Regions from separate parts of the Homo sapiens genome. Here region 2 is linked to region 1. The links are chromatin loops, found by intact Hi-C in ENCODE. Cell type or tissue: heart left ventricle. All regions are shown on one strand. Links, peaks and the distances in the headings refer to the core of each region. The heading gives the core; the rest is flanking DNA. Region 1 overlaps EP300 (EP300 lysine acetyltransferase). Region 2 overlaps EP300 (EP300 lysine acetyltransferase).

What was found. Hi-C counts contacts between places; a loop is a spot of excess contacts. Peaks named below come from ENCODE experiments on the same cell type or tissue, not always from the same donor. Only the 100,000 strongest peaks of a DNase experiment are listed, where the experiment ranks them.
Region 2: a loop joins it to region 1, with 2.6 times the contacts of the local background. A loop is called at or near these places in 4 of 110 quality-filtered maps.

Annotation. Positions count from the first base shown.
Region 1 is chr22:41,113,723-41,116,640 of GRCh38, reverse strand. All of the region lies in intron 1 of EP300 (EP300 lysine acetyltransferase), which reads right to left. Among named protein-coding and RNA genes, the nearest start is that of EP300, 23 kb to the right of the region's middle. In heart left ventricle, for the core only: no CTCF peak of the experiment used is centred there; no DNase peak of the experiment used is centred there.
Region 2 is chr22:41,177,331-41,180,248 of GRCh38, reverse strand. EP300 (EP300 lysine acetyltransferase) reads right to left here. Exons shown (of 31, transcript NM_001429.4): 31 at 172-2,918. The coding sequence ends at 1,293. Among named protein-coding and RNA genes, the nearest start is that of EP300-AS1, 19 kb to the left of the region's middle. In heart left ventricle, for the core only: no CTCF peak of the experiment used is centred there; a DNase peak (open chromatin) is centred at 1,418.

The DNA of each region.
Region 1 (2,918 bases), core at 225-2,724:
AAAGGGATTGAAAGTACAACACCCCCCATCAATGACAGACTGGATAAAGAAAATGTGGCACATATACACCATGGAATACTATGCAGCCATAAAAAAGGATGAGTTCATGTCCTTTGCAGGGACAAGGATGAAGCCTGGAAACCATCATTCTCAGAAAACATAGGAAAAGAAAACTAAACACCGCATGTTCTCACTCATAAGTGGGAGTTAAATACGAACACATGGACACAGAGAGGGGAACATCAGACACCAGGGCCTGCTGGGGGATGGGGGGCTAGGAGAGGATAGCATTAGGACAAATACCTAATGTAGATGACGGATTGATGGGTGCGGCAAACCACCATGGCACATGTATACCTATGTAACAAACCTGCACGTTCTGCACATGTATCCCAAAACTTAAAGGATAATTAAAAAAAGAAAAACATTCTAAATAATGTTATAGAATTAGCATAATAGTTGAAATAAAATTTTATTTTTTGTTAAAAAAAAAGTGCAACACCCATTATTACATGAGTTGCTAGCTAAAGGTTTGTATCCACAGTCATGGAAAAAAGAAATGCAATTAAGCTGTATTAATATTCCCAAGTTCCTTAGAAGAACAGTTAAAATATCTACACACAAACTAAACTCAGGATGGAAAGAAAACATTTTAAATATTGTAATACATAAAGACACACAACTGATACAAAAGACCTGTCATTTGTGGAACACTCAGTGTGTGCTCCAGTTAAGCAGAGGGCTATCCACCATTTTTTACCAAGTTCCTATATAGTACCTGCCTCAAAGTAGGCCTTTAACAGGCGGAGTTTTTGACCTGTAGCCTACAGAATAGCTTTCCTTAACCAAAGTCTAGCCAGAATAGGGTACAACACCATGCCTCTGGCTCCTTCACCATACAAACCACCCCTACCAAAAACAGGGTGCAAGACCAGCCCTGGTAGCTCACACCTGTAATCTCAGTACTTTAGAAGGCCAAGGCAGGAGGAATTCTTCAGCCCAGGTCAACACAGCAAGACCCTGTCTCTACAAACAATAAAGTCGGCTGGGTGTGGTGGCACTAGGCTATACTCCTAGCCACTCAGGAGGCTAAGGTGGGAGGATTACTTGAGTCCAGGAATTTGAGGTTGTAGTGAGCTTTAACTGCACAACTGCACTCCAGCCTGGGTGACAGAGCAAGATCCTGTCTCAAAAAAGAACAAACAAAACTGGGTGCTAAGTATAGATTAATGCAGGGTTTCTCAACCCTGGCACTATTAACATTTTGAGCTATGTGATAATTCTTTGTTGTGGGTGGAGGGTGATTGTCTTGTGCCCTCTATTATCATTAGGAGACTCCTGGTCTTTCTACTTATGCCAGTAGCACCCATATCCCAATTGTGACAATCAAAACTGTCTCCAGACATCACCAAACATCCCCTGGGGGAAGAAAATTACTCCTGATTGACCTATTGACAGTATTAACCTACTATAAAAATTATTTGAGTTTTCTTTCCTTTCAATTCTCTAAAGTAGTTTTCACATTAAAAAGGCATTACTGGGTGTTGGGCATAGTGGTACACATCTATAGTCCAAGCTACTCAGGAGGCTGAGGCAAGAGGATAGCTTGAGCCCAGGAATTCACATCAAGTCTGGGCACTGTGAGACCTTGTCTACTAACAACAACAAAAATTCCACAGCTATTATCCTCTTAAAAAATGGACCATCCCTTGAAGACAAAATATTGCCTTAATGGTCTACTTGATCCAATTAATCTTAGTTCCTAAGTATAACTCTTCCTGTATGTGCCCTTCCTCTTCTTGTAGTTTTTTTTTTTCTTCCCAATCCTGCTCCTTCTGTATCTTTTAGCATTTTATCATGTCACTGAAATTATCTCTGGGTTTGCCTCCTCTCCTCCCCTTGCCATCCCTTGTGACCACCCCTCACTCCAACCATGCATTCTTCGCGAAGGACATGTTTTACCACTTATATACCAGCTCCTTGCCTACTGGCAACATAGTAAGCACATGGTCATATATTAACTAAACCAACATGTGGTCATATATGAACTAAGTCAAATTGTATCCCAAGATCTCAGGGCATAATTTAGAGTCCAGAGTTTTACAGAATTACTCTTTCCTTTTGAAATATCATATGGGCTCCTCCATCAAAAATGTGCCACAAGGCTGAGCACTTTGGCTCACAACCTGTAATCCCAACACTTTGTGAGGCCAAGGAGGGCAGACGGCTCGAGCTCAGCAGACCAGCCTGGGCAACATGGAGAAAACCAAACTGCACAAAAAAATACAAAACTTAGCCAGGCCTAGTGGCCTGTACCTGTGGTCTCAGCTACTAGGGAGGCTGAGGAAGGAGGATAGCGGCAGCTTGGGAAGTTGAGGCTGCAGTGAGCCGTGAATGTACCACTGCACTCTAGCCTGGGTGACAGAGCGAGATCCTATCTCAAACAACAACAACAACAACAACAACAAATACCCAAATGTGTAACAAAACTGACCTAAAACCACTATTCAAAAATGCCTGCTTAATATACTGATATAGTTCCTTCATTATTTCCTTATACTTACGTGATTTACAAAACTGAGATCATACTTTATTTGCAATTTTTACTTTTCCCCTGGAGTATCCAAGAAAATATTTTATCATTAGCATACTGAACATAGAGGGCAAAAAAATCTCCACTTTAGAAATTTTAAAAACAGGCAGTGATAAATTACAAAAGAAATCACAAAGGAAATTGAGTAATAAAAAATATATTTCAAAACCTAAAGGCCTATGTTAGAAAATAAAGTTAAAAAGGCCGGGCGCAGTGGCTCACGCCTGTTATCCCAGCACTTTGGGAGGCCGAGGTGGGCGGATCACGAGGTCAGGAGATCGAGACCATCCTGGATAACACGGTGAAACCCCATCTCTACTAAAAA
Region 2 (2,918 bases), core at 419-2,918, 63 kb before region 1:
CAGAACTTTGGATAAATTCACCAAGATCTACTTGTGAATACATTATACGTAGTAGATTAAAGAGGCTATAAGCTAATGCTTTCACTTTTTCCTCTGAATCCTAAGCATTAGGCACTTAAAACGGGTGTACTCCAAGACAAAGATGTGTTATCAAGTGAAACAAAGTCAGGGTGTCTGTCTCACACAGTTTATTTAACAATAGGTAATAAGAAATCAAATTTAACAGTCTATACAGTGATCCAAAGTTCATATTTATAAGTAATCAACTTTAATTGCATGATTTACAACAGTTGAGGGTTTTTGCTATTTTCAAGTTTTATAGAAAGTGTGTGTGTGTGTGTGTGTGTGTGTGTGTGTGTGTGTGTGTGAGTGGGGGGTAGGGTAAGGAGGAAGAAAGCAAGCAAAGAAGAAACCCCCAGGGACATTTTGCATGTTAAAATCATCCCACCGGAATCGTTTCTTACCCTCTTTTTAATTTTTTTACTTTGTTAGATGTAAAAATAACGAAAAAAATTCTTTCAAGAAACAGAAACCACAATATATAATACATCAATTTGGCAGCTGCCCCTGTATATTTTTGAAAAAGTCATTTTTCTCTCTACATGTACAAATTATTTTAATACTTGAAGTTTTACGCTCAGACTTACAGAATAGAAAATTTTCTGGAGCACAAAAGTTGACTTGAGGGGAAGAAAGGCAGTTTTTTTTTTTTTTTAAACATTTTTTAAAAGAATGAACATCTTTGCACCCAGAGAAAAAAAACTGGTATTTTAATATATATTTATATATATTTATATATATATAGAATGTAATTTTAAAGTAACATTAACCCCTTTTGTCCTCTGGTTTAGAAATGTTTTAACTCTTCCATAAAGTGAGGAAAATAGGGAAAAATGTCAACCATCTGCACCAGTAAATAATAACTATTAATATTACATATGTTCATTAATTTAAAAAAAATAATAAAACCTATTGGAGGTGCAAGGCAGGAGCATATTGTTTGGCTTCACAGGCCTCAGCCTCCTCCCAGTGCACACTTGAACCACACACACAAAGGGGAAGAAAGGCTGGTGGTAACCAGCCATAACAAAAATATATTCTTTGTATTCTATCATCCCTCAGGTTCATCTTGCATGTTTGCTTTAAACCACAAACGGCTACTGCACAGTTCTTATGTGTTCCAAGGAAAATTGTCTTTTAGGCTACGAAAGATTCAAAAAAATTGTTTTCAGTACAAAAAGTCTTGTTAAGAGAAAATAATTTTTTTGCTCCCAAAATACTACAAGGTGTCTCTAGTGTATGTCTAGTGTACTCTGTGAGAGGTTTGAATTCAAGTCTGAGTTATCGGTGCTGAGTCCCAGGTCCGTGGCGCTTGCACCATGGAGGTTTGCCATGCCTGGATTGCTAGCAAGCTGAGAAAGCATTGAATTCTGGTCCGGGCTGGCAAAATGCCCTTGTTCCATGGGGTTGGCCTGGGCAGCTACCAGTCCAGGATGTGGGGAACTTGTCTGTGGGGAAACGTGGTGTGGAGAAGGCTGAGGCTGCATCCTTGGGGAAGGACTGGAGTGGGGGGGCTGGGACTGTGGCCGTGGAGAAGGGACAGGCTGGGGAGAGCGCACTTGATTGGAGAGAGAATTAGGGATCTGCTGGCCTTGTAGGTGTGGGGACTGGGCCTGATTTGGGAGCATATGCTGCTGGGGGCTCATGGGGTTGGGCTGAACAGGGGACCCCATCTGTTGCTGAAGGAGTCGCTGCTGATAGGCCTGTAGACTGGCACCTGCCTCTGCTCCCAAGGCCTGGGGAAGCTGGCCTATCTGTCCCATATTTCCTTGTTGCATCTGTTGCATGTGATGCTGCATCCGCTGCTGCTGCTGTGGTGGGTAGCCAACTCCTTGGGGTTGCTGGAACTGGTTATGGTTGGCCATTCCAGGGCCTATTCCTGGCCCTGCTCCCTGTTGCTGCTGCTGTTGCATCATTTGCTGTCGTCTCAAGATGTCTCGGAATTGTGAAGGCATGGTGTTGTGGTTCATGTTCATCTGCTGAGCCTGGGGGCTCATCCCTCCCATGGGTGGCTGGAGTTGCTGCTGTGGTTGCTGCTGGGGCAGGCCAGCCCTCTGAACGCCCGCCTGCATTGGATTCATGTTCTGCATGGCTGGATTGGAGTGGACCCCCTGCTGACCTGGCATGGTAGGTGGCTGTAGCCCTGGCTGCCCCTGGGGCATGCCAGGCTGCCCAGGGATGGGTTGTGGATTAGAGTTGGCATACTTGGCAGCCCGCTGCTTGATGAATGCAGCCAACAGCTGGGGGTTGGCGTGAAGGATACTAAGCACCTGTTGCTGCTGCAGGGGAGAGCTGGGAGACCTGAGAGTCCGCAAAAGGTTTTGTAAGGCTTGTTGAGACACAGTGCCTGGTTTGAGTGGGCTGATACCTACCTGGCCCAATCCTGGTTGTGGAGCCATGTTCAAAGGTTGACCATGCTGGGCCACTGACATCATGGCTGGCCTTGGCATCCCAGACTGTAGTTGCTGGGGCTGAGGCAATCCTCCTTGGCTCCAGGGTGGCTGTTGCTGCATCCCTGTCGGTCCCATCCCTGGCTCCAAATGCCCACTGGGACCTCTGGTCATGGGAGGTGGGTTCATACCCATGGGGGCCATGGGAGTCATCGGGGGCATCTGGTGTTGGATTGGCCTTTGAAAAATTTGCACGTGGGCCATCTGGCGCTGCGTCTCCGCTGCTCTCTGAATCTGCATTGCCATTTCCACTGCTGCAGGTGGGGGCCCTGGAAGGGGTGGCTGAGCAGTCTGAGGAGGGGTTGGAGGGGTCACCTGGCCTGCTGCCTTACCCTGGGACACAGGGCCAGCAGCTTGAGTCCTGGGCAAGTAGGGTGGCATGCTATTGGGAGGGGTAGGCTGAGGCTG